Regions from separate parts of the Homo sapiens genome. Here region 1 is linked to region 2. Evidence: chromatin loops called from intact Hi-C (ENCODE). Cell type or tissue: heart left ventricle. All regions are shown on one strand. Links, peaks and the distances in the headings refer to the core of each region. The heading gives the core; the rest is flanking DNA.

Region 1 (12,727 bases), core at 1,856-9,855, 65 kb after region 2:
TTCTATTACAGGCACTATTCTAAAGTTTTAAAATATATAATTTAGTTAGTTCTCATGACACTTTATCAAATAGGTACTCTTATTTTCCCTGGATGAAGACAAAAGGACTGAGGTACAGAGACTGAAGTAACTCACTCAGGGTCACAATGAGAGGCTCCAGTGTCCATTGACCGCCTCCCTCTTCTGTGTCACTACAACGGATCAAGTGCTGAGCCAAGAACTGGGGATGCAAGATAACTTTTGCTTATTGGAAGAGTTTTCTTTTGTTCCTCAAACTCAGCTCCTCTCTGTGATGAGGCGTCTGTGGTGAAGTGAAAGACTGCTGGCCTTAGCCCTGAGTCTGCATGTGAAAATGTCATCACAAGGGGAAGTAGACCTGGCCCTCTTCCAGGGCAGGGAGGAAAACGCAGCCTGTGCTGCATGGGAACTTCACGTGCTAATTGGACATCCCAGAATCTCACTAAATCTTTATCATAGCAAGCATCAATCACTCAATCTTCATCATAGCGAGCATCAGTCATAGAGAATGTCAAGTCTGCTGAACACCTACCCAACAGGATGAAACAATGTTTGTGAAAGTTCTTTGTAAACAAGACGTGTGCACCTTCCCTTTTCTTCCAGTCTCAATTCTGCACACGGTTTTCCTGTTGTCTCATTTGCCACAACAGCCTCCTGCACTTCACCGTCTAGCCATCTGCCTCTTCCTGTCTGTTCTGCTATAAGGTCCACGTTTCATCTGCCTGAATTCCTTAAAGGCCATCCGGCTTAGCCACCTATTTTGAGTGGTAAACAGACTTCTTCTTGAACCTTTGAGAGCTCCCTGTTTAGTAGATTTCATTTGAGTAACTATGAGTACAGAATTAATTCACCCAGGTTAAGACCCCCTATCCCCATCAAATGAAAATCACACATGACAAAGGAAGCTAGACCTTATCCTCTTGCAGGGCAGGGAGGAAAATGCACCATCTGCTGCATGGAAACCTCATGTGAAAATCAGGTGTCCCAGGATCTCACTCGATCTTTCTGGCAAGGATCTAGCCATAGAGAATGTCAAATATGAATGACCCATGTGGAAGATTTGTCGGTATCTGTGTCAGAAGGCCTTGCCTTATGGACATCAAGGACAAGGCCCATCAGCATCCTTGCAGGCTGTTCAGCTCGTCATCCACAGACAGAGATCTTGCTCACAAGCTGCAGATGGATTTTATGCCTCCACACGAAGGTCCTTCACATCTGGTCTTGATATGATTTGTCCCCAAAAGAACTCCACTTGCCCTTCCCAGCATGAGGCCAAATCAGGTCATCAGTGGCTATAGCCTGGCTAAAGGCTATTCTACATGGTAGTAATGGCTTATTGTGTGTGCTATTAGGAGTGATGTCATGCCCAGGGTTTGAGGAATAACGCTCCTGCAAGATGGCCATGTGATTAAACGGGTAATAAGCTGACCTCTGTGAAGCTGGCTGTGTAGATTGGCTTTCAAGATCATTTTGCAAAGCCCGTTTTCATGTGCTGTCAGTCGTGGATGGATTTTGATAACTAGCATTGATTTGCCATGTTTATGAAGTGCAGTTTCACAGGGTAAACTGTGTAATTGCACCTGGAATGGCAATATAAATAACGTCCTTATCTATGGTATTGACTGCCCAGGATTCGCTGAATATATATAGCATACCTCCAAACAGAGCCAATAGCTGTTGACTCAATTTTTACTAGGCTTAGCTCTCAAATTTCAGGTGTCTTAATAAGGATTGGGTGGCGAATGATCAACTTTTACATCTGTTTCTAATTTCCATGCTTCCTTTTCCAGGAGGAGAAATTTAACAAGCAATTTTCTTCAACAGGGGAATAGTTCATCTTGGTTCAAGTAATCCCTCTGGTGCTGCAAAGGACAATGGCTTTCTTTAGGGCCATCAGATTCCTTTCGCTCCTGTGCCCAGGGACATATCACTCCCAGGGTCAACTGTCCATTTGCTCATGGACATCTGGGATGAGTCACGTGGTATATTTTCCCAAAGTGAGGAAGGAAGAAAAGAAAGCATCTTGAATCTGTTAGAAAGACAGTCTCTTTGAAGCCTCATGTCATGGGAATATGGTTTATGTTGAATGTGTTCTAGAGTATACCCAACATCCTGTAAATCAAAACACCAAAGTGCAAGCTGTGACCAGAATGGGTAAAACACCTCCAGTGGACAAATCCTTAGAGGTAGATGAGGATGAGTAGGGGATTCTAACTGCTCTTGCTTGCTGGGGGTACTCCATTCTAAGAATTTTAAACCTCTATGGCACGAATGCAGTTAATAGACTGTTGACATGAAAATTACATGAGATAGCACAGTTCTGTCTGTGAGAACAAGGGTGGTAAGAAATGACATTAAGGCAGCTGGGTGCAGTGGCTCACATCTGTAATCCCAGCACTTTGGAAGGCCGAGGCAGGCAGATCAGAAGGTCAGAAGATCATAGACCATCCTGGCTAACATGGTGAAACCCCGTCTCTACTAAAAATACAAAAAAAAAAAAAAATTAGCCGGGCATGGTGGCAGGCGTCTGTAGTCCCAGCTACTCAGGAGGCTGAGGCAGGAGAATGGTGTGAACCCGGGAGGCAGAGGTTGCAGTGAGCCGAGGTCGTGCCACTGCACTCCAGCCTGGGCGACAATGCAAGACTCCATCTCAAAAAAAAAAAAAAAAAAAAAAAAATGACATTAAGGCAAGATTCTGACTTGCATACTATAGAACAATATATTTTAGATCTCATTCCATGAGCAAGGGGGAGCCATTTTAAGTTACTTTTAGGGAGGAAGTGACACCATCCAATCTGAGTTTTGGGGACTTGATTGATAAAAGATGAATGGTAGAATGAAGAACCAAGGTATATTGGAGGCCAAGAGAGCAGGTACAAGATTATTGCAATTGTCCAAATGAGAAATGATTAAGTGCAGAACTAGGACATTGTTCTTTTACAATTTCTATTCTGACAGACTACAGGAAGGATGGTCCTATTAGTCAAAATAAATGCACAGGAAGAGGGGAAGATTTGGGGAGATGATAATGAGTAGCTCGGGGCATGCAGAGCTTCTGATGCCTGAACATTTTGACCTGGAACTTAGGAGAAGAGTCAAGCCTGTAAATGCAGCTCTGGATTTCAACAAGAGAATACCGATCACTAGATAAGTTATTAGTTAAGTGTGAGGGCAGACATTCAATAACACGCACATTTACTTCTCATGCACCTTTACTGGAAGATGTCTCCAGCAGAAGAATGTTAGAAGGGAATATGAATTCCAGGAAAAGGATTGATCACAGGAGAGGTACCAAGGGAGTTCCCAGAATAATAGAAAAGAGGATCCTCAAGAAGACAGTCACGCAAGAGACCAAGAGAAGAGCTAATCCAATTGATGCAGGAGGAAGTAGAGCTTCAGAAAGAATGTCTCAAAAAAGAAAAAAAAAGAAAGGAGTGGGTTAAGTATCTGATGAATTTACCAAATTGAGAGGAGTTACATAGCTCTATTGAAAATCTTAGATAAAAATGATTGATAAATACATAGAACATAAAGCAAACACTGAAATAAGGCAATTATCAACTCCAGGAAAAACATAAAGTTGTAAAATCCAAGACATGCCATCATAATGTATAACATTTCTCAGATGTAAATAATATTTTAATATTCATAATAAAACTGAATTTTGATTTAAGCTGTGATGCCAATATATTCAGTAGACAGAGGGGGAAGAGACACATGTGTTTATAGGGAAAGAGACTCATAAGTTGGCAGGAAAGGACTGGAGCCTGGGTTTTTCTTTCTAAGCCTTCTAGTACTCTTCAGCTTTCAAATGTTATGAATATTGCCATGTACACATATTATTTTGATAAAAATAAAAATTAAATTATAAACAGAAGGATCAATATAAACAGGGGATTTGAGCCAGATCAGATGGACAGTGATGGGGCTGATGCCTTTGAGAACGTGCCCATGCAATGTCAGTAGCAGAAGTAGGGCTGTGGAGGGTGACCTAGAACCACAGGCCTCTTTCTGAAAGGACAGATTTGAGTCTGATACTGGGTTATTTAATCCAATGAGAAATGTTTCAGGAAACCTGCTTGATTTCCTCTGTTTCTTTTTTTCCTTTGGGGTGCGTTGTGGGGCTCCTCATCTATGGACCTGCTGTTGGAATGGCTGCTGAATGCATAGCCTCCAAGGTATGCCTCGGAGAGAAGCATTTTAAATCTTCTGAAACGAGATGCAGACAGACAAAACGAAACAGGACAAAGACGTCACTGAGGGCACTGCCAACACTTCTGGAGCTTGTCCTGAAGAGCCATTCGTGTGCTTGGACTGATCTCCCGTCTTGTGCTCTTGGCATTGGTGCAGGATCCTGCATGTACATTTGCAGGTGCGAGCTTGTGCACGCGAACATGTGTGCTGCTTCCTCTCACGAACCCAGCAGCATAGCAGCAGCCAGAGACGCCCCAGAGTGATGACAACTAATTATGAAACACCAGTCTGATCTGTCCCTTTTATCTCATCTTGCAGAAGCCTTGCATTCCCCCAAAGCCCCCCAGTGGCCCTTTGTAATCCCAGAAAAGAAGTGTCAATATGGAAACAGCTGTTCTTGAGATAGTGGGATGACAGCCTAATGAGCATGCCATCAGCTATAGAGGAAACCCAAGGCTAATGGGCTTCTGATGCAAATATTCTTTCTAGACCATCCCACTCATATGAGAAAGGCTACAGTCCCCAGCAAGACTGGGAGAGGACACACTGGCCTATAGATGTCAAGTCTTCTTTTGTTCTTATTTAGGTTTTTAGCCTCTCAAACCCCATGGGGCATCAGGCAATCTCCCTGACTCCTCTGGAAGGTGACTGGAAAAAAGGCAGCCCCAATTTTTTTTTTTGTTTTGTTTAGAGGCCATGCTAGGGAAGCCAGCAGGAGCACAGGGCTCCTGCAATTTTGGTAGCAGGAGAAACAGCCACAGGTTGCTGTGGTTCAGGCAGGGAGTGAAGGCTGTGCTTAGAAAGAACCCAAATTCCCAATCATTCAAGGGGGAAAGGTTAGGGAGAAATAGTGGGAGAGAGCTGTAGAGGTGGAGGAAAGGGGGATGATGGATTGCAGCAGGCGACTTAAAACAGATGCCTTTTCTAGGGGCAAGGCAAGGGATGAAGAGAACTGACCTACCATGTGCCTCCTTGGCATCAGACACACCCCTGGACACTTGCTCTATGTCACCTCTTCTGAATCTTCACCATGATCCTGTAAGCCGGGTAGCATTAGCTGCACTGTATTGATAAGGAAACTGAAGCTCACAAAGACGAAATGCTTGCCAACAATCTCACATCTAGGAAGTGGTACCAAGCTGGGATTGAGACTTGAGCCCATGAGACTTTAAAGCTCCCTCTCAATTTTCTTTGGGGATGTGTATATAGGTGGGGAAGCTATACAGAAAATAAAAAAAATCTTTATATAAAAGCTGGGGGGTCCAGACATGGTGGCTCACACCTGTAATAATCCTAGCACTTTCGGGGCTGAAGCAAAATGTTTGCTTGAACCCAGACATTCAAGACAAGCCTGGGCAATATAACAAGACCTCATCTCCACAAAAATAAAAAAAAAAAATAATAAAAAAAACAGCTGGGCATGGTGGCTTATACCTGTAGTCCCACCTACTTGGGAGGCTGAGGTGGGAGGATTGTTTGAGCCCAGGAGGTCGAGGCTGCAGTGAGCCAACATCATGTCACCACACTCCAGCCTGGGGGATAGAGGGAGACCCTGACTCAAATAAATACATAAATACAATAAAATAAAAATAAATAAATAAAAACTGGGGGAGGGTTCTGTTTCCCTCTGGGGGAGGGAGAGAATTTTAATCTAGAGGGGATACTCAGAGACTCCTGGAGTCCTCACTCACAATATTTCATTTTTAATCTGGGTGGTGGTTACACAGGGTGTTCATGTTGTAAATAATCCTTTAGACTATCCATACATGTTTTATGGACTTTTGTGCACCTCACCGATATCTTACAATAACAAATTACAAACAAAAAAGAGTCCCTATTATTTTTGCATCCAGTGATTTCTTCAGTATATCACCAGAACGGCATCTGAAATGACTGTGTCAGACACCAGAGTACAACCTGGTAAGAAATGCATGCAATCATGAGATTTCTGCGTTTTTTTTTGCATTTTATTGCTCCCAGCAAAAGTTAAATTTTACAATAACAGTAAAAATATACTAGTTAAAACTCAAGCGATTGATATGTATCTATTGAGGTCCTTGTATACAATATTCTAGGTGCCATGGAGGTTACAAAGGTGTCCTTGCCTTTTGGATCTCAGGATCACCTTGAGGAGGAGGCAAGACAGAGACACAGAATGAGAGAATTAACTAAGTGAGGTCAACAAATAATGAGTGGTACAGAGAGGAAGTGCGACAGAAATCCACGTGTCTAAGCTTCGCAGAGGGGAGAGAATTTCATTGAGGCTTGAAGGATGTATGAACTTCAGACAGGTCAAGAGGAAGCAGAATTACAAGCACAAAGACATAGTAATGAGAAGAGGCTCGCTGTCTTGCAGAGACTAATGTTGACCAGTTTGGAGTGGGGAACTCACAATGGGAAATTATAAGAGATAGGCTTAAAAGAGAACTTGACCTCCAAAACCTTGTGTGATCTGGCCCAAACTTTGTCTAGCTGCCTGAATTTGTTGGAATCACATGATTTAATATAAACATTGCATAATGTTAAATGTGATTTAAATGCTTCTCAAGGGAGAAGCAGGGGCACAAATGTTGCTACAGAGGGCAGGCAAATGCTATGTAAATAAGGGGTAAAAATTGAGTGTGGGGAGGTTGGGCTAGAGATGATAATGGATGGAAGAACTGGAGAAGTGCTGGCTGTGGGAGGATGAGAAGGTGAGTTCAAGTGATAAGTCAAAGATGCACACTGGGGCTATGAAAAGATGGGTTGTATTTAGAGAAAAGGATGGAGTGTCTGACCCCATTCTCTTTCAAGGTGGAGTGCATCTTGGAGCTGGGAAAGGAGACGAAGGTGGTAGAAGTGTTAGGAGAGGAGCCTGCGGGTAGGGGAAGTTAAGGAGAGAATGGGAAATGTATTAATGACTTTGTGGTATTGAAATAAAACAGTTCCCTGATTAATTCGTTTCCTCCAATACGACCAAACTCACACCAACACTTTGGCATGCCACAGATCACCCCCAAGAGTGACTCCACAGCCATCAGCCACCATCCCCACCATCCCAGGCAGTGGCAGCCAGGCAGAGGAAGTGGTCCAAGAAACCTCCCTGTCTGCAGTTCAGTTTCTACTCATACTTCTCATAAAGTCATGACCCTGGCCATGAATCTCCCATCCCTGGAAACCCAGAAGGACGCTCTCCCTTCTGGACGCATTCCTCCTCCAGGCATAACTTCCAACACGAAGGTCAGAATGAATGCGAGTCGCCCAGAGCCCCACACCCAGCCCTGGGAAGGGCGATTCCCTCTGGGAATTCTGCCAGCACAATGTTGCCTCAATTTGAAGACAAATTTTAAATTAATAAAGAAAAAAAAAAGCCTCAGACTCTCACGTCTGCCAAAACACACCATTCCCTGAAAGGTTCCTGAAAAGGACTCAGTGATGTACTATAAAGAAAGCGCCAACCTTCCATAGCCTTCTCCAGCTGCGAGACGCAGACTGGCGGGTCCTGGAAAGGTAACAGCTCACAGCCGCCTTCCCGGGGGCAGCGCAGTGTTGTTCTTGGATCGAGAAGACCTTTCAGCTGCCTTACCACCTGTGTATTTCACAGTCTTGCAGTTCCCTAAACCCCTATGAACAACACAGAACGAACAGACCCGTGGCCAACAGAAAACCCTGAGAAAAGTACTGGAAGAAAGAGTGTGGTTGGTTTAAGATAGAAATGATGTGAAGGTTGCAGTGCGTGCCCTGCAGTTTTCAAAGCCTGCATCGCTAAAATCATCACAGGAATAGAAGTGTCCTTGTCAGCTGCTCTTTTCTTTAGCAGAGAATCTCTCAAACAGCCTCAGGCCACAAAATCACTTCCTGAGGAACTCTTGGTAACTGAATGCCTCTCCAAGTAGCAGGGACCCACACACTGGAATTCTGGGGACAGTGAAGTTCATGCTTCTATCCTAGATTCAGCATCCTCTAAAAAAAAAATTAGCATTTTGAGCACCCTCCCCACTTTTTTTTCTGGGATGGTCACTTCATAAACAAACAAATGTGGTTCATTCAGGGAATAGCTACTGAAGCTGCTTTGATCTCTTCTGGCAAATGGTTTCTATTTCTTCACCCTATTCATTCAGATTTCTGCAAGTGACTTGATTCTAAACCCACATCTCTACTATTTAATCTGCATGGACTATTCTGTGCCACTCAGGCACTGAGGAACTTTACGGTTTTCTCCCCTGACCGCACATGAGTAAGAATAAATCATGTGGACTTGGGAACTGCACAGTTGCAGATCAGAATGAGATTCCGTAATGGGGACAGGGTCCCAAGGACTTTCGGAGTGGCAGGGGAGACTCTCTTGCGCCTGGAATAGGAAAAGCCTTTACTTACAAACACATCCATGAGCAGGTGCTCCAGTGTCAGCTCAAAGTCTTCCAGCTTGGCAGCCAAAGTCATGATGAATGTCCCGATTTGCTCTCAGTCCCCGCTGACAGATCAGATCTGCAAACTCCCCAGCTCAGGAAACACCGTCGGCGTCAAATTTGATCACAAGGCAGGGTTGCCACTAATGGGAAGTAGAAACCCTTAAAAGAAAGCAGAACATCGCAGGCTGGACTGCTCGAGCTGTGTAGCCAGAAACTGTACAAGGATATTTTGAAAAAACAAACACCAAACTCTAATAATGGTGCTATGGGATCAGAATGGGCATAAAGCGAGGCCACCAGATGAAGACTGCAGCCACTGCCTTCCCTGTGTAACTTCACAGTCCGAGGTGCTGGCCAAGCGCAGAGAACCTCACCAGTGAGTGAAAGAGAGAAGTGAGATGGGGTGAAAGCAAGAGTGGGGAAAATGGAATAGACTGTCTGACTCTGATATTTATAGGGCCACATGTTTTTGACTCTAGCCCATTTCTCAGTTGATTTCTGACCTTTCATAAATGGCTAAACACACTGGAGTGTATTGTCGAACGGGGGCAGTGGGTCCCACAGAAGTTGGCTGTGACCAATGCTAGGGCAATTCACACAGACACACCATCAATAGTTCTTTGTAGAGAACGTATCAGACCTTGTTTTGTACACGATGACTGAAAAGCACATAGTCTTGTGAAAAACAAGGAAACGAAAGTTGTGAGGGTACTAAATTTTTCCTCAGAATATTATTAGATCCCTCACACTGTCTTTCTTCTCCATCCTATGCACCCCCTCTGCTGCAAGAGTAGATAAACATCAAGGAAAAAATTTAATATCTCGTGTCAATTCCTCAAGCTTCTGCCAGTTACAGAATATCCACGAAATCTTGCAAATGCAGTTTCTCCTTTTCTGCTTCCAAAGTTTGCTTTTTTTTTTTAACTTAAAAATGTTTGGAAATTGTGGTAAAATATACCTCACATAAATTTTGCCATCTTAACTATTTTTAAGTGTACTGTTCCGTAGTGTTAAGTACATTCACCTTGTACTTGGTTCACATTGTACTGGAATAAACAAGATAGACTTGTTTATTTCATCAATGCTCTTCCTGGGATGGACAAGGGATCAGACTGTGGATAACAGCTAGTGTTTCTTATTTAAGGCAGTCTGCTAGTCTCAACAATGACATCACATGATTATTGTCTAAGAAAAATTTTGGGGCCTTAAGGATAGTCACTATTACACCACCATCCATCTCCAGAACTCTTCTCATTTTGCAAAACGGAAACACTGTGACCATTAAACAATAACTCCATTTCTCCCCTCCCACAGCTGCCTGGCCATCATCATTCTACTTAGTGTCTCTATCAATTTGACCACTCTAGGGACCTCGTATAAGTGAGATCATATAGTGTTTGTCCTTTGGTGACTGGCTTATTTCACTTAGTGTAATGTCCTCAAGGTTCACCCACGGGGTAGCCTGTGTCGGACTTTCTTCCCTTTTTAAGGCTGAAATCACGTATCCTAAGAAAGATACTGCTTTGGACAGTTTTTCAGGCCTGAGAAAATCTCTCAGGGACACGTGGCTGTCAAGACGCTAATGGCCATCCTTGCTGTGACTGTAGTAACAAAATCAGCCTTCGTCTAGCAAGCCAGTGCCCAGTTCTGTCCTCTTAGTTCCCTAAACACTTTCTGTTAAACTCTGGTCTCCTGATTCCAAACAGAGTGTGACCACTTAACAGCCAACATTGATGTCAAAGAAGGTGGGCCTCATGAGATCGAGAGGGAAATATAAATATAACATTTCTGCTTTACAGTAAAACTCCCCTCCCTGCATATCAGAGCTCTCTCGGGTATGAACGGTTAAAACTCTCCATTTTAGTATCTCTCTGTGAATTTTCTTTTCCCAGAGGAGATAGACACAGACTTAATTCAACATTTCACACTTAAACAAAGCTACCATAAAATTAAGGGCAAAGATAAAGAAATGGACAAAAAGCACTGTATTATTTCAAAAGCAGATTTGGAGTCTTGTCAGATGAGTTTAGCTTGACAGTGGGTCCTAAATTGTACATGCATGTTCTTCGAGTTATGGTTTCTATTTTGTTTTCAGGCCTCTAATGGAAGAATTAGAGCGGGTCCCACAGCAGGTGTCTCTTGTTAGGAACGGCATAGGAAGGGGCGGGCAGTGCTGAGATGAATGTCTTCAATAGCCAAGAATGCACAGAAAATCTATTTCCCTGATGGGCTAACTGAGCTACAGACCTTCCTAGGGGCTCATGGTTTTGCCATGTCTGAAATTGATTCAATAACCAGCTGCATCACATCAGCAAGAAAGTCTCAACACAAGAGGACTTCTTGCCACATAGTTGCCATCTTTTGTTAAAACTATAGCTGCCCTGAAGGTCCTCAAAAAGCCAAGTGCCTTCTCTCACCAAGCAAGACAGCCTGATGCCCATGAGGGGCCCTATCATAAGGAGACTAGGGGGAGGGTATGTATCTGCATATGTGCAACATTGTTCTAGTTTTCCAGCGATCTCAGAGGAGTGTTCAACATCAAATTTTCTTTCTTTTTTTAAAAGAATTTATTTTTATTGTTTGTGGGTACATAGTAGGTGTATATATTTATGGGTTACATGAGATATTTTGATCCAGGCATGCAATGCATCATAATCACATCATGGAAAATGGGGGTCTCCATCCCCTCAAGCATTTATCCTTCGAAAACCAAGTCCTCTTAGCCCCTTTCCTTATGAATTAAATTTGGACAAAATGTTTTTAATAGCTGGAATTTCATAAGAGATATACTACTTGTTTGTTTCATCAACCCTCTTCCTGGGATGGACAAGGGATCAGACCTTGGAGAAGAGCTATTGTTTCCATTTAAAGCAGTTGCCAAGAGAGAGTTGAGTCTCCCAGTCTCAACCATGACTTTATGTGACTATTTTCTAAGACAATTTTTTGGGGGGCTTTAAAAACAGTCAATGCGGCCGGGCATGGTGGCTCACGCCTATAATCCCAGCACTTTGGGAGGCCGAGGCGGGTGGACAGCCTGACCAATATGATGAAACCCTGTCTCTACTAAAAATACAAAAATTAGCTGGGCTTGGTGGCATGTGCCTGTAATCCCAGCTACTCGGGAGGCTGAGACAGGAGAATTGCTTGAACCTGGGAGACAGAGATTGCAGTGAGCCGAGATGGCGCCATTGCACTCCAGCCTGAACAACAAGAGCTAAACTCTGTCTCAAACAAAAACAAAAACAAAAACAAAACAAAAATCAAACAGTCAGTGCATTGGCTTCTCTTAGAATGTAAATAGCAAACTTCAGGGATAAGAAATTGTACATGATTTGGGCAGAGTGTGTGGTTCTTACTCTAGCACTGGGGCTCTAGAAGAATGTATTCAGAACATCCTGTTCTTCCAACAAAAGTCACTTTAATAGTTTCCAAAGGAGAGAAATTGACCAGAAGGGAGTTAGCCTGAAGAATGCACAGGAAATTAGTGTATGCGGATGTCACCCCGAAGAGACATTAATCATGAATTCGGATTTTAGTGAATGATATGAGCCACTTGGAGTAACTGGGTACCAGGGAGGAAGTAGAACCACACCAGTGTTAAGACAGAAAAACTTGAAGATACATTCATACAAGCAAGTTCACGGGTGTCAGTGCTTATCGGTATATGAGAACATGGTGAAGGCTGGCTTGGGCCGATCGATTGTGGATGTTTTCTTAGTAACTATATTCTAACTACCTGTTATATATTTTTTTGATAATTATGGGGACATTTTATTAATACTTATATCAAATGTGAACATTCATTTGTTCATTCATTAATGCACCCTTTGGACAAATGTTTATTTACTAACTGGGGTATATACTGGCATAGGTGCTGGTGCCTACAAAGATGATTAAGATATTGTTTCTTCTTCAAGACCTTACAGACTAGAAAAGAGGAGGCCTGATGTGATTGAAGTAATCTTACATTATTTTTTCTTGGGAAATATGAATGTAGAGCGTAACTCCTTATCAGGGGACTCACTCTGGGACTTGGGGATGAGGGAGAGTCACTGACAAAGGGGGAGAAGAGGCTGTTGCCCTACCTAAGAAACATTAACTGTTCTCCATGCTCTGATCCCTTG
Region 2 (12,727 bases), core at 2,914-10,913:
TCAGAAAATATTTCTTTCATTAGCCACATTACTGACTTACTTCACAACTCTTTGCTGGGGAAGGAGTCTTTGGGGTTAATTTGGTCTGACCTTAGCCCATGTTAGGAATTCTCCTCCACACACAGCTGGTCCTGTGGAGATGAAAAACATGTACACACCCTAAAATCCTGTCCCAGATGAGTGGCTTTAGGGGATGCTAAATTCCCAGGCAGGCGGAGGCAAAAAAAGAAAGGGACATTTGGCCTTTGCCATGATGACTACATTTGACTGATGTTTCAGTGTGATGTTATTTCTGGCATCATCTTGATCTGTAACTCAAGACTGGTTTTAACTTGGGAAAGTCTGAATCTTCACAGATTTCATTTCTGTCTTATCTCCTCCACTGAAATTCAACTAATTTAACACTGTGTTGATCTAGCGCTGGAGGGGACAGAAAAACAAGTAAGACCTGATCTTCCCACTAGAGGTGCCTATGGTAGGGTAGGAGATAGAAGACATGATGTAAATAATTGTAAAAAAATGCCATGACAAGGCAGAATGGACCAGGTAGGATAACAGAAGGAGCAAGTGAGGTGGGGACTTAAGATTTCCTGGAGGAATCTGCCTTTCCAGCCTCTCTCTCTTCCACCCTCCCCTTTACTCACTATACTCTAGCCACACTGTCTTCCCTCTCTTCCCACCATGTGCCACATTCGTTTCTGCCTCAGGACATTTGCACGCCCGCTTCCCTTTTCCCTGTGTCCTTTCCTGAGAATTTTGCTTGGCTCATTCTTTTTCCTCATTTGGGTTTCAGCTCAGATGTCATCATGTCAGGAAGTCCTCCCCGATGACCTTATCCTGCTTATTTGTTTACTTATCTTCTCTCTTGCCATGGAGAATGGAAGCTTCCCTTATATTTGAGAGTCACAGATAAGCTAAGACAAGAACATAATGCTGCTCAAAAAATACTGAGATTCGAAGGGAGTAGAGAGAGAGAAAAGGACAAGACTGAGAATTCCTCTTTGGGTTTATTCATTTAGGTGGGATGAGGAGCAAGAGAAACTAGCAATGAGAAGGCTCAGAGAAGGAGGAAGAAGGGCAGGCTAGGGCCGGGAGAGAGAAGCCAAGGGTGCTGGGTGCTTCCACAGAAGGAGCTACAGAAACATTGAGGCAGATGGGGAAATGGCAGTGGGTGTGACAACCGAATGGCCATTGGTGATCCTTCGGGGAAGGAGGGACAGCAGGAGCAGAGGTCAAGGTTATGAGGGCATATGGAGTGGTTGGTGAGGATGCGGGGCGCCAGGAAGAGTGAGTTGCACCTGATGGCTAGTAGGGAAGGAAGGAGAGAGGTAGTGCGCCATCTTGGGATCGTAGCAGGCTTGAGAGAACGTATTTTCTAAGATTGATGGGAAGATCTAAGTTTGAATGCAGACTCAAAGGAAAACTACAGAGGGAGATATTGAAGATGAAAGAAGTGGGGAAAGTTGAAAGAGAAAGCTGCTGAAAGAGGTGGAGTAGAAGGGCTGGAGAGTACAGATGAAGGGATCCAACCAGCCACATTTCGGGGAGTTGTGCTGATCGACAGGACAAATGTTAAGGTGATCAGGTATCACAATCTAAAATTTTGGCTGGGCGTGGTGGCTCATGCCTGTAATCCCTGCCCTTTGGGAGGCTGAGGTGGGTGAATCACCTGAGGTCAGTAGTTCAAGACGAGCCTGGCCAACATGGTGAAACCCCGTCTCTACTAAAAATACAAAAATTAGCCAGGCGTGGTGGCGGGCGCCTGGAATCCCAGCTACTTGGGCGGCTGAGGCAGGAGAATCCCTTGAACCCAGGAGTCAGAGTTTGCAGTGAGCTGAGACTGCATCACTGCACTGCAGCCTGGGCTACAGAGTGAGACTCTGTCTCAAATAATAATAATAATAATAATAATAATAATAATAATAATAAACAATCTAAAATTTTACAGAGAAGTGGTTGGGGCAAATATCTGTTCTCTTTGCTTTTTCAAGTTTTGGAGTTCTTAAGAAGTTCTTTAAGATATTCATCTTACATTGGGAAGGGGCTTGTTTCAGAGCCAATTAAATCCAGTTTAATTTAAAATCTCCAAGATGAAGGAAGTATGACTTTCCCCATGATGTATGTTTTTTTTTCTTTTTATACTCTTTTTTCTGATTTTTCAAGTAATATATGCTTTTTATTTTTATTATTATTATTTTTTAAATGGAGTGGCTGCCTGGGCGTGGTGGCTCATGTCTGTAATCTCAGCACTTGGGGAGGCTGAGGCAGGACAACTGTTTGAGGCCAGGAGTTCAAGATTAGCTTGGGATACACAGCAAGACCCTATCTCTACAAAAAAATTTTTAAAAAGGAGCCAGGTGTGGTGGCACACACCTGTAGTCCCAGTTGCTTGGGAGGCTGAGGATGGAGGATCACTTGAGCCCAGGAGTTGGAGGCTGCAGTGAGCTAAGATGGCACCACTACATTCCAGCCCAGGTGACAGAGCGAGACCCTGTCTCTAAAAAAGAAAACAACAACAAAAAAAGAAGACACCAAAAAGTGAAAGGAATTTAAAATGTACCTGTAATTCCTACCCCAAAATAACTGCTATATGTCAAAGAGCAGAAATTCTAGAAGCATGATGGTTCAAATCTGGCTCTGTCTCTTCTTACTGAGAGGTAGTTGCAAATTATGTAAACTTTATTTTTTAATTTTAATTTTTTATTTTTTGAGATGGAGTCTCACTCTGTCAACCAGGCTGGAGTGCAGTAGCATGATCTCAGCTCACTGCAGCCTCTGCCTTCCAGGTTCAAGTGATTCTCCTGCCTCAGCCTCCCGAGTAGCTGGGACCATGGTGCCCACCACCATGTCGGCTAATTTTTTTTCGTATTTTTAGTAGAGAAGGGGTTTCGCCATGTTGTCCAGACTGGTCTATAAACTCCTGACCTCAGATGATCCACCCGCCTCAGCCTCCTAACATGCTGGGATTACAGGTGTGAGCCACCCTGCCCGGCCCAAATTATGTAAACTTTAACGCTCAGTAGTTCTCTTCTGTAGGATGAGGATGGTGGTCATAGCTATTACCTTACACCAGCTGATGTGAGGACTAAATTATCTCCAGAACCTGTAGCCCATATGGGAAGTACTCAAAGGCCCCTGCTTTTATGATAATGCCGTTTTCCTCCCAGGCTCTTCCATATAGATGCTCTTCCCCTTGTGAAACTCAGGTTGCTTTGCAGGAACAATTTTGTGTCCTGTTTTTGTTCTCATCTACCCTTAGCTTGTGAACATTTTCCCATAACATCTACATTTCCCTTTTTATTCTAAAGGGAGCTATGGCACGATGCCCCCAAGAAAGTGATAACTACATACCATAGTCCCCCATTATCTAGAGTTTTGCTTTCCAAGGCTTTAGTTAACCATGGGTCAACCGAAGTCCAAAGATGGTCAATGGGAAATTCCAGAAATAAGAATTCATAAGTTTTAAATTGCATGTCATTCTGAATAGTGTGAAGATATCTCACACCTTCCCACTCCATCCCGCCTGGGACATGGACCCTCCCTTTGTCTAGCTCCTGCTGTCCACATTACTCACCCACTAGTCACCTAGTAGCCATCTTGGTTCCCAGATCGACTGTCTTGAGGTCATAGTACTTATATTCAAGTCACTCTTATTTTACTTAATAGCCTCAAGCACAAGAGCAACGAATCTGGCATATTGTTAGAATTGTTGAATTTATTAGTTATAGTGGTTAATCTCTTACTATGCCTAATTTATAAATGAAACTTTATCCAAAGTAATGTATATATAGTGTATATAGGGTTTGGTACTATTCGAGGTTTCAGGCACCCACTGAGGCTCTTGGAAGGGACCCCCTCAAGGATAAGGGTAGACAACTGCATATTGTCATAACTCTTGCAGTATCAATTATTTTTACCTTTTTTAAAGTTTAAGAACTCAGCATCATCATCATCATACTGGAAGCTCACTTTACAAAGAATCACCATAGGGCAGCAGCCGGTACTTATCCCTTCTCTACAAAAACAAATCACAAGCAAAAACCAGGATCCAGCCCTGTGCTAGGACATCAGGGCAGAAACAGACCAAAGCCTGCACAGTGTTCACTGCTCCATTTAGCCTTTGCTGCTTCTCCGCAGGTTGGGTTGTGTTGGTAAAGAAATAAACAAAAGGAGAGTCCCTCTTTCTAATCAGTTTCCTATTGCACTCGGTGGCTATATTAGTCTGTTCTCACACTGCTGATAAAGACACACCTGAGACTGAGTAATTTATAAAGAAAAAGTGGTTTAATGGACTCACGGTTTCACATGGCTGGGGAGGCCTCACAATCATGGTGGAAGGCAAAAGGCATGTCTTACATGGCAGCAGGCAAGAGAGAGCGTGTGCGGGGGAACTCACACGTTTACAAAACCATCAGATCTCCTGAAACTTATCCACTATCATGAGAACAGCACGGGAAAGATCCGCCCCCATGATTCAATAACCTCCCACCGGGTCTCTCTCATGACACATGGGAATTGTGGGAGCTACAATTCAAGATGAGATTTGGGTGGGGACACAGCCAAATCCAATCAGTGGCTCCAGGGGCTCAAGTCATGGGAAGGGGAATTGAGAGGAGAAATTCCCCTTCCAGCACCATCAGGGCCCTGCAGACCCTGGTGTCACCATCCATGCATGGCAGCAGTGCCCTATGCTCTGTGGCTGGCAGCCTGTGTGAGTTATTGGGGTCATCATCACAGCCCTGCCAAGGCAGCACCTGCAGTTCATCTCAGATCCACTGGCTTGGGTTCAAAACCCCGTACCAAACCCTTTCAGAGTGCTGGTGTTTGGTGCAGGGTCTTCTCTCAAACCCCTCTCTCATGTTACACTTTTAACTTGCGATGCATTAGATTGTAAGTGGGCTAGAAATTATCGGCACATTATCTTTAAAAGCAATATGGATTTTCTTCTAATAAAAGCCATTCACTTCAATTCTTTTAGCCATGGACACAATTTTCTTTCTTAGGGCCAGTTTTTCAAATGTCACAGACTACTAACAAAGCATACCTCATATTCAATTGTCTATGGTAAGGTAGTCTTCCAACTCTTCCAACCCCATGTTAATAATTCTGCTTTTTTTTTTTTTGAGACGGAGTATCACTCTGTCACCCAGGCTGGAGTGCAGTGGCTCAATCTCAGCTCACTGTAGCCTCTGCCTTCCGGGTTCAAGCGATTCTTGCACCTCAGCCTCCAGAGTAGCTGGGACTACAGGCGCTCACCACCACGTCCAGCTAATTTTTGTATTTTTAGTGGAGACGGGGTTTCGCCATGTTGGCCAGGCTGGTCTCGAACTCCTGACCTAAAGTGTTCTCCCTGCCTCAGCCTTCCAAAGTGTTGGGATTACAGGTGTTAGCCACTATGCTTGGCCTAATTCTGCTCTTAAATGCCATTTGATGATGGGTGATCCATCGTACTCCTAATCCAAGTCACTGAAGTATCTGGTGGCTACATGGACTACCAATACAGCAGGGTGGAGGAGATTCCCTCTGGCCCTGGGCATTTCTTTTCTGCAGATGAGCTGCAGTACTAGTCCTCAGGCCTTTGCATATGGCTAGAAACCAACCCTTGAAGTCTGGGGCTACAGTTCCCTCCTTAATGAAAAACACATTGTAATACCAGAAGTGGCGCCTGATGGCAAGCTTATTTGCCAACGTGGAGCCAGTGCCCTGCCGGGGTCTACTTTGTTTTGGAATTTCTAGCGTATTAAAGGCCCTAAAGAGAAACTGTGTTCCATATGTGGAGATAACCAGCCTTCCAGAAAAGCACAATGAAAAGGAAGGTGGGGCTGTGAGTAGTCAATGCTGAGAGAAAGGGAAAGACATTATTAGAATACATAAAGCAGTATGTATGAGGAATATTCCGGTATTTTCCAGTTTCTCCCATTCTTGGCTTGAAATCGGTTATGCATGTGAAAAACACCCAGGTGGCTTTTATTTTACACCCTTTCAAATTCATCTCTACAGTTGTTGCAAAGGGATCTTCCTAGAAAGGCAGATTCCCAGGAGTACTTCAATACTGAGTAAAATACTAATAATGAAATACTACCATTTACGGAGCACCTTGTTTGTGCTATACAGTGTGCTAAGTGATTTAGGTAGAATTCTTTTTTTTCTTTTTTTCTTTTGTTTTTTTAGACAGAGTCTCACTCTGTCACCCAGGCTGGAGTGCAGTGGCACACTCTTGGCTCACTGCAAACTCTGCCTCCCAGGTTGAAGTGATTCTCGTGCCTCCGCCTCCTGGGTAGCTGGGACTGCAGGCATGAGCCACCACACCCGGCTAATTTTGTACTTTTAGTAGAGATGGGGTTTCGCCATGTGGGCCAGGCTGGTCTTGAACTCCTGACCTCAAGTGATCAGCCTGCCTTGGCCTCCCAAAGTGCTGGGATTACAGGCATGAGCCACTATGTCCAGCCTTATGTAGGTTCTTTATCTCTAGAAGAAACTGATTTTGACCCCGTTTAACAGAAGACAAAACTGAGGCTCAGGACAACAAAGTTGCTTGCCAAGTCCATGCACGGGTAAATGGTGGAGTTGGAGTATGGACCTGTGTCAGTCTGACACTGAAGTCACCAAGGCTCATCTTGTGTACGCCATGATGCTAATCTAAAATTTCTAGCAAAGGGAAAAGAAAATAATTGTGGATGTATGGCTGTGTATTTTTCTGAGCGGCAGAGAAAACTGTTAGTTTACTAGACAATTAAGCAGTGAGTACTAAGATTCAAATGAATCGACTTGAATTTTCCAGCAGCATTAAGATTTCATAAAACAGCAAGAGGTTGGATGACAAAACAAAACAAATGGGCTACTCCCTGGTGTTGGCCCTTAGCAAAATCCTGGGAAGGGGGAAAGTGTAGACGTTGAGCATTTTTGAAAACTGAGATTCACAATAAGTTCCACATTTGTTCTGATCCTCCCTCCAGCCCCCACACTGGGCACTTTCTCAAGGCCTGAGAACTGGGTGTCTGCTTGTCCAGAACATTCTTGCTAAATAATTGGCTTAGAAAGTCGTGAAAGGCGTCAGTGGCTCTGAACCACGGGGAAACCCAAACAGTTTATGAAGAACAAGATCAGCCCGCCTTCTAGTGGATGGCTCCGACTCCGCAGAGCTATGTGTGGAAAGGCAAAGCCGGCCTTGAAGCTGAAACTTTCAACAAACAGGCAGAGACCTTAGGGAGGTTACAGTGTGCCAGTGTTTATGTTTCTGCATCTAACCCTTCCTTTTTGTTTTTTGTGAGACAGAGTTTCGCTCTTGCTGCCCAGACTGGAGTGCAGTGGTGCAATCTGGGCTTACTGCAATCTCTGCCTCCCGGGTTCAAACAAGTCTCTTGCCTCAGCCTCCCGTCTAGCTGGGACTACAGGCATGCACCACCATGCCCGGCTAATTTTTTGTATTTTTAGTAGAGACAGGGTTTCACCATGTTGACCAGGCTGGTCTCAAACTTCTGACCTTAGGTGATCCACCCGCCTCAGCCTCCCAAAGTGCTGGGATTATAGACGTGAGCCACCACGCTCAGCCATACCCCTCCTTTTTGATTAGCACTTTATCATAAACAGAGTCCAGAGAAAAAGGAGGAAGAGTAAAAATCCTCCTTCGCTAGAGAAAGCACAGTGTCTCAAGATTTAGAATCTAGCTGGCAACTGGGAATCTTTGGTGTTATTTCTGCGAGCAATGTGAATTCATTGGGTTGAACAAATGGCTAGCCCTTTTTGCATTTTCAGTTTTCCATTCCATTTATTCTTTATTGTGTCCTTGTATCTTTCTGGCCCCTAAAACTCGCTCACTCACTCCTTTTCTTTCTCTCTGTACTGTAAGCCACTTACAAAGTTGATTACATACGGCGACTAGGAACCCACCGCTCTTTCCCCACACCTTTCCCTTTGCTTGCCTTTTTTCTTTTTTTGAAAACCCTCCCCTCTCTAAGAGCCTATGTAAACCCTGCCTGTTCTTCAACTTCCTCCCTAGATCCTGCTCTCGGCACAGCTTGCTTCTTCCTCTGAAATCCAGTGGTATTTCTTGTCGGGATTTCTCACCTGGCCCCATACGCTACTGCAGTACATTGCTAGTTATCTCTTTCCTACTTAGGCGAGTGATTTACCTAGCTATTCTGAAAGGTGCAGCAAAGACTGTCTCCTATCCTTTTGTGTTTCTTTCTCGTTATCAGCACACCAACTGGCTTCTAACTCATTAAAGATTGCGTGATTGGAATGTAAAACAGTCGCGTGAACAACAGCCATGACCATTGTTTTTTTTTTTTTTTTTTTTGGAGACGGAGTCTCGCTCGTCGCCCAGGCTGGAGTGCAGTGGCGCGATCTCGGCTCACTGCAAGCTCCGCCTCCCGGGTTCACGCCATTCTCCTGCCTCAGCCTCCTGAGTAGCTGGGACCACAGGTGCCCGCCACCATGCCTGGCTAATTTTTTGTATTTTTAGTAGAGACGGGGTTTCACCGTGTTAGCCAGGATGGTCTTGATCTCTTGACCTTGTGATCCGCCCGCCTCGGCCTCCCAAACTGCTGGGATTACAGGCGTGAGCCACCGCACCCGACCAGTGTCTTTCTTTCTTTCTTTTTTTTTTTCCCCGCTCTTCTTGCCCAGGCTGGAGTGCAATGGCATGATCTCGGCTCACGGCAACCTCCGCCTCCCAGGTTTAAGCGATTCTCCTGCCTCAGCCTCCCGAGGAGCTGGGATTACAGGCATGCACCCCCACGCCTGGCTAATTTTATATTTTTAGTAGAGATAGGGTTTCTCCATGTTGGTCAGGCTGGTCTCGAATTCCTGACCTCAGGTGATCCACCTGCCTCGGCCTCCCAAAGTGCTGGGATTACAGGCACGAGCCACCGTGCCCAGGCTATTCTGCTTTTTACAATTATAACCAGTCTAGACAATTATAACCAATCTAGTTTCTTTGGATGGTTGAGATGTAGTCTTGATGGAAGAGAAGGGATTACATTGGACTAAGTTAACAATTTTCCCCAGCACTCTGAGTATTTTATTCTATGAAATGGCTTAAATATGGGAATTTTATTGGACAGCCTTGGCTGGGATTCTCAGCAATGGGCACTTGCAAGTATGAGAATCCCTTCTCAGTAAAAGTCCCCTCTCCCTGCAACAATGATCATCAGAGAATGTCTATCCATATTCAAAAGCTGTGAGTGGGCTAGGTGCGGAGGGTCACACCTTGTAATCTCAGCACTTTGGGAGGCCAAGGCAGGCAGATCATGAGGTCAGGAGTTTGAGACCAGCCTGACCAATATGGTGAAACCCTATCTCTACTAAAAATATAAAAATTAGCCAGGCGTGGTGGCGCGTGCCTTTGGCCCCAGCTACTTGGGAGGCTGAGAGAGAAGAATTGTTTGAACCCGGGAGGCAGAGGTTGCAGTGAGCTGAGATTGTGCCACTGCACTCCCCTCCGGGTGACAGAGCAAGACTGTTTCATAAAAAAAAAAAAAAAAAAAAAAAAAAAAGCTGTGAGTGATTTTTTTTTTTAGATTTGTAATCATCAGGTGACAGGTTCATTATTCTTCAAAGACCTTTTAGAGGAGGGTGTTTTAGACAATGGCCAGGTTGTGTCATGACAGCTGAGCTCGTTGTTTCATGGGTTTACCCGCTTCATGAGCTTGGGAGGCAAACCAGATATAACACAGTCGTGAAAATGAGGCCACTCCAAGCTCATGCATGTGCTCAGTTTCTACCCGGGAGCACTGTGAGAGCTGGCACTTGCTGCCCTTCTACTGCCATTCCTGGATCAGAGCCCTGCAACACGGGGTCAGCTGCAATTTGCCCCCCAGGGCTGAGTATCAACAGGCACTTCCCCTCGCTCTGAAAATGCTTGGGGGCATCCTCGTGCTCTCTATTTGGCCAAGAGAGAACACGAACCGCAGGTTATTTGGCCCAGACCAGTAGATGCCGTGGAAAAGGCACCGTGGCTGCCCCAGAACAGGCAAATCACAAAATGCTTGCCTTGGGAAGCATAAACAAAGCCTCATGGTGTAGGAGGGGCAGCCCCCGCCTTTGGATCCGGGATCAGAGGGAAGAGAGAATACAGGGCTGTTTAGATTTCTAGGAACCACTATCTCTGTGAACTTCACTCTGCTGTGAGCCCCAGGAAGTACCTGCTACCCAAGACACCAACAATTGCCTGCCTGGAATCTTTGGCGGCAGCTTGTTTCCTGACAAAATTGTTTGTCAAAAGCCTTCATTGAATTTCCCCTGGAAACTGAAAGGAAACTCACCACAGTTATGATAATAGTAACAATCGTACACTTATTTTGGAAACAGACGCTTTAATTTTTTGAGACGTTAAGGAATATTGTTCTCTATTCATCATTTCTCAGGTGACACAGAAAGCTCAGGCATCTCGAGATTTGCTTTGATTTTGTAGCCAGGGAGTAAATTGATAACTGTGACTGAACATTGATTGGACATGTACTATTTCTCAGGTTTGGTCTAAGTACTTTATATATATAGTCTCATTCATTCCTGAGGATAACACTATGTGGCAAATAAGGCTATTGCCATTTTATAGATGAGAGGATTTGGACTCCGAAGGGGAAGCGATTTGTCCTCAGACTTACCCTCTTGGAGTAAGGACTTATATATAATTCATGGACTTCAGGGCACATGCTCCTAACGCCATGCTAAGCTGACTGTCTGGGATGGGTTGACCGGCAGCCCACCTACCTGCACTTCCCAGTCTGTGTGGTAGTTGGGTGTGTGGTCATGTGACCAAGTTCTGGCCAATGAGAAGAAGAGGAGCCCCACTTCTTGGTCTGACCCATAAAAATCTCTCACCAGAGCTCTTCCATTCTCTGCCCTCCTTTTTTTTAAGTGAAGGGGACACTGAACCCAGAGGAGGGCAGGGCAGAGTCACAAGATGACATCGAATGATCCTATGGAAGGCTGTGTACCTACCAGAGCATGTTTAACTTTTTATGAGTTAGAAATAGATTTCTCTTGTGTTAAATCACTGAAATTTCCAAGTTATCCACTGCAGAAGCTAAAGTTACCTTAATTGATGACCCCTATAATAAAAATGGATTGAGCACAGTTAAAACATGACTGTAAGTGGACCCTTAGCCAGAATTTATCTCTCCTTCCAAACGGTATGCTCTCTCTCAATCTGTAGAGGATGTGGCCACAACTAGGAAATTCTCCGCCAACTTACAAAGATGAGAAAGACAACCCCATATCCTCTTTCCATTTTTCAAAGGGAGTTAACACGACATGAAAATAATCAGACTGCAGGACAATCATTCACTGGAAACCCATCTGGTGTGGTGATGAGCTCATACCCTTGAGAATGAAGAAAATTTCCATCTGAGGCTGGGCGGTGAGGCTTCCAAAATAGGCCAGCTGGTTTTCAAAAGGGCCAGTGGTGGGTATGACAGTGCTTAGTAGAGAGGGCCAGTGGCCAAGCTGTATAGGCAACATCATTGTAAATGATTTTAAACACACGATGCTTATTAAATAAGGCCACCTGATGGTTCAGAGCTCTTGTCCTCCCATCTGCCATAGCAACTTTGGTTTGATACCAAATGTGACTTCTGCCCATTCACCTCCCACCACCTCAGCCTAGTTAATTCCTACTTATCTTTAAGACCTCTGACCAAATAGTGCCTCCTCAAGTAGCTTTCTTCAACATCACAGAAAAGGCAAGGTCCCTCTTAGGTTACCAGGTGCCTTGTCCTCAAAGCATTGACCTCCAATTTTAATTTGACTTGAATTTGTCTAATCATTATATTAATGCTGCTGAGTAAATGATGTTAGATTTCCACCTTTATAAGAATATGGAATCATATTTTTTTTGTTTACCATTTCATCTCCAGGACTTAGCTCAATGTCTAGCACATAGAGGGTGTTCATTAATTATTTGTTAGATGAATGAACAAAGACATGAATGAATGAATGAATGAATTTACCATTCTACCTCCAGAACTTTGCTCAATGTCTGGTACATAGAGGGTGTTCATTAGTTATTTGTTAGATAAATGAACAAAAACACACGAATGAATGAATGAATGAATGAATGAATGAATGAATGAATCTTCATTTAATTAATGGAGAAGCGGAGGAATTTAGCCACTTGGCTTCCACAGCTGCTACTAGCCATCTTCTTCCAAATGACTTTATTGAAAGAGACTACTCCGAATACACCATTTCTTCTGTAGCTGATCATTGCCCCAGAACAAATGTCTAAAGTGTGGCTGTTGAGATCTCTCCCCAGAGGAGACCAGCCACTAACTTCTCTGAGCCTCGTTATGATACCATTATTTATAAAAATGAAGATGACAGTACTTGCCCCCCAGGGGTATTGAGAATCAAAAATAATAAAATGCATTTGGAAATATACTCTGAACATTTCAAAAAGATATGCATATATATGGTTTTTTTAGTGTCAAAACTTGTCTCTTACATGATGAAATTTTGAAAAGGCAAGCGTTTGTGAAGACTAGAACCTTTTGAGAATGGTAAGAAAATAGACTCTCTATTTAGTGAAATATGCATTTTTTCAAGGGAATAGCAGAGCAATTCGATTCCTGATCATCTCCACCAGCTCCACCACAAGAGACTCCCAAACAAATACAAATTAAGTAAAACCCTGGCTGTTCTCCTTCCAGTGGGATTACTATTCCTGAGCTCCATCTAAGTAGACCTTTAGAAGCCCTCAGTGTTCAAAGGTAGTTGGCTCTTGATC

The links. Hi-C counts contacts between places; a loop is a spot of excess contacts. Peaks named below come from ENCODE experiments on the same cell type or tissue, not always from the same donor. Only the 100,000 strongest peaks of a DNase experiment are listed, where the experiment ranks them.
Region 1: a loop joins it to region 2, with 2.8 times the contacts of the local background. A loop is called at or near these places in 2 of 110 quality-filtered maps.

What each region holds. Positions count from the first base shown.
Region 1 is chr10:14,015,786-14,028,512 of GRCh38, forward strand. The region is part of intron 2 of FRMD4A (FERM domain containing 4A); the gene reads right to left. Among named protein-coding and RNA genes, the nearest start is that of FRMD4A-AS2, 31 kb to the left of the region's middle. RefSeq lists an enhancer at 4,505-4,554. In heart left ventricle, for the core only: no CTCF peak of the experiment used is centred there; no DNase peak of the experiment used is centred there; H3K4me3 peaks cover 843 bases; H3K27me3 peaks cover 538 bases.
Region 2 is chr10:13,950,003-13,962,729 of GRCh38, forward strand. All of the region lies in intron 2 of FRMD4A (FERM domain containing 4A), which reads right to left. Among named protein-coding and RNA genes, the nearest start is that of FRMD4A-AS2, 35 kb to the right of the region's middle. In heart left ventricle, for the core only: a CTCF peak has its summit at 7,135 (motif pointing left); a DNase peak (open chromatin) is centred at 6,989; H3K4me3 peaks cover 859 bases; H3K27ac peaks cover 2,180 bases.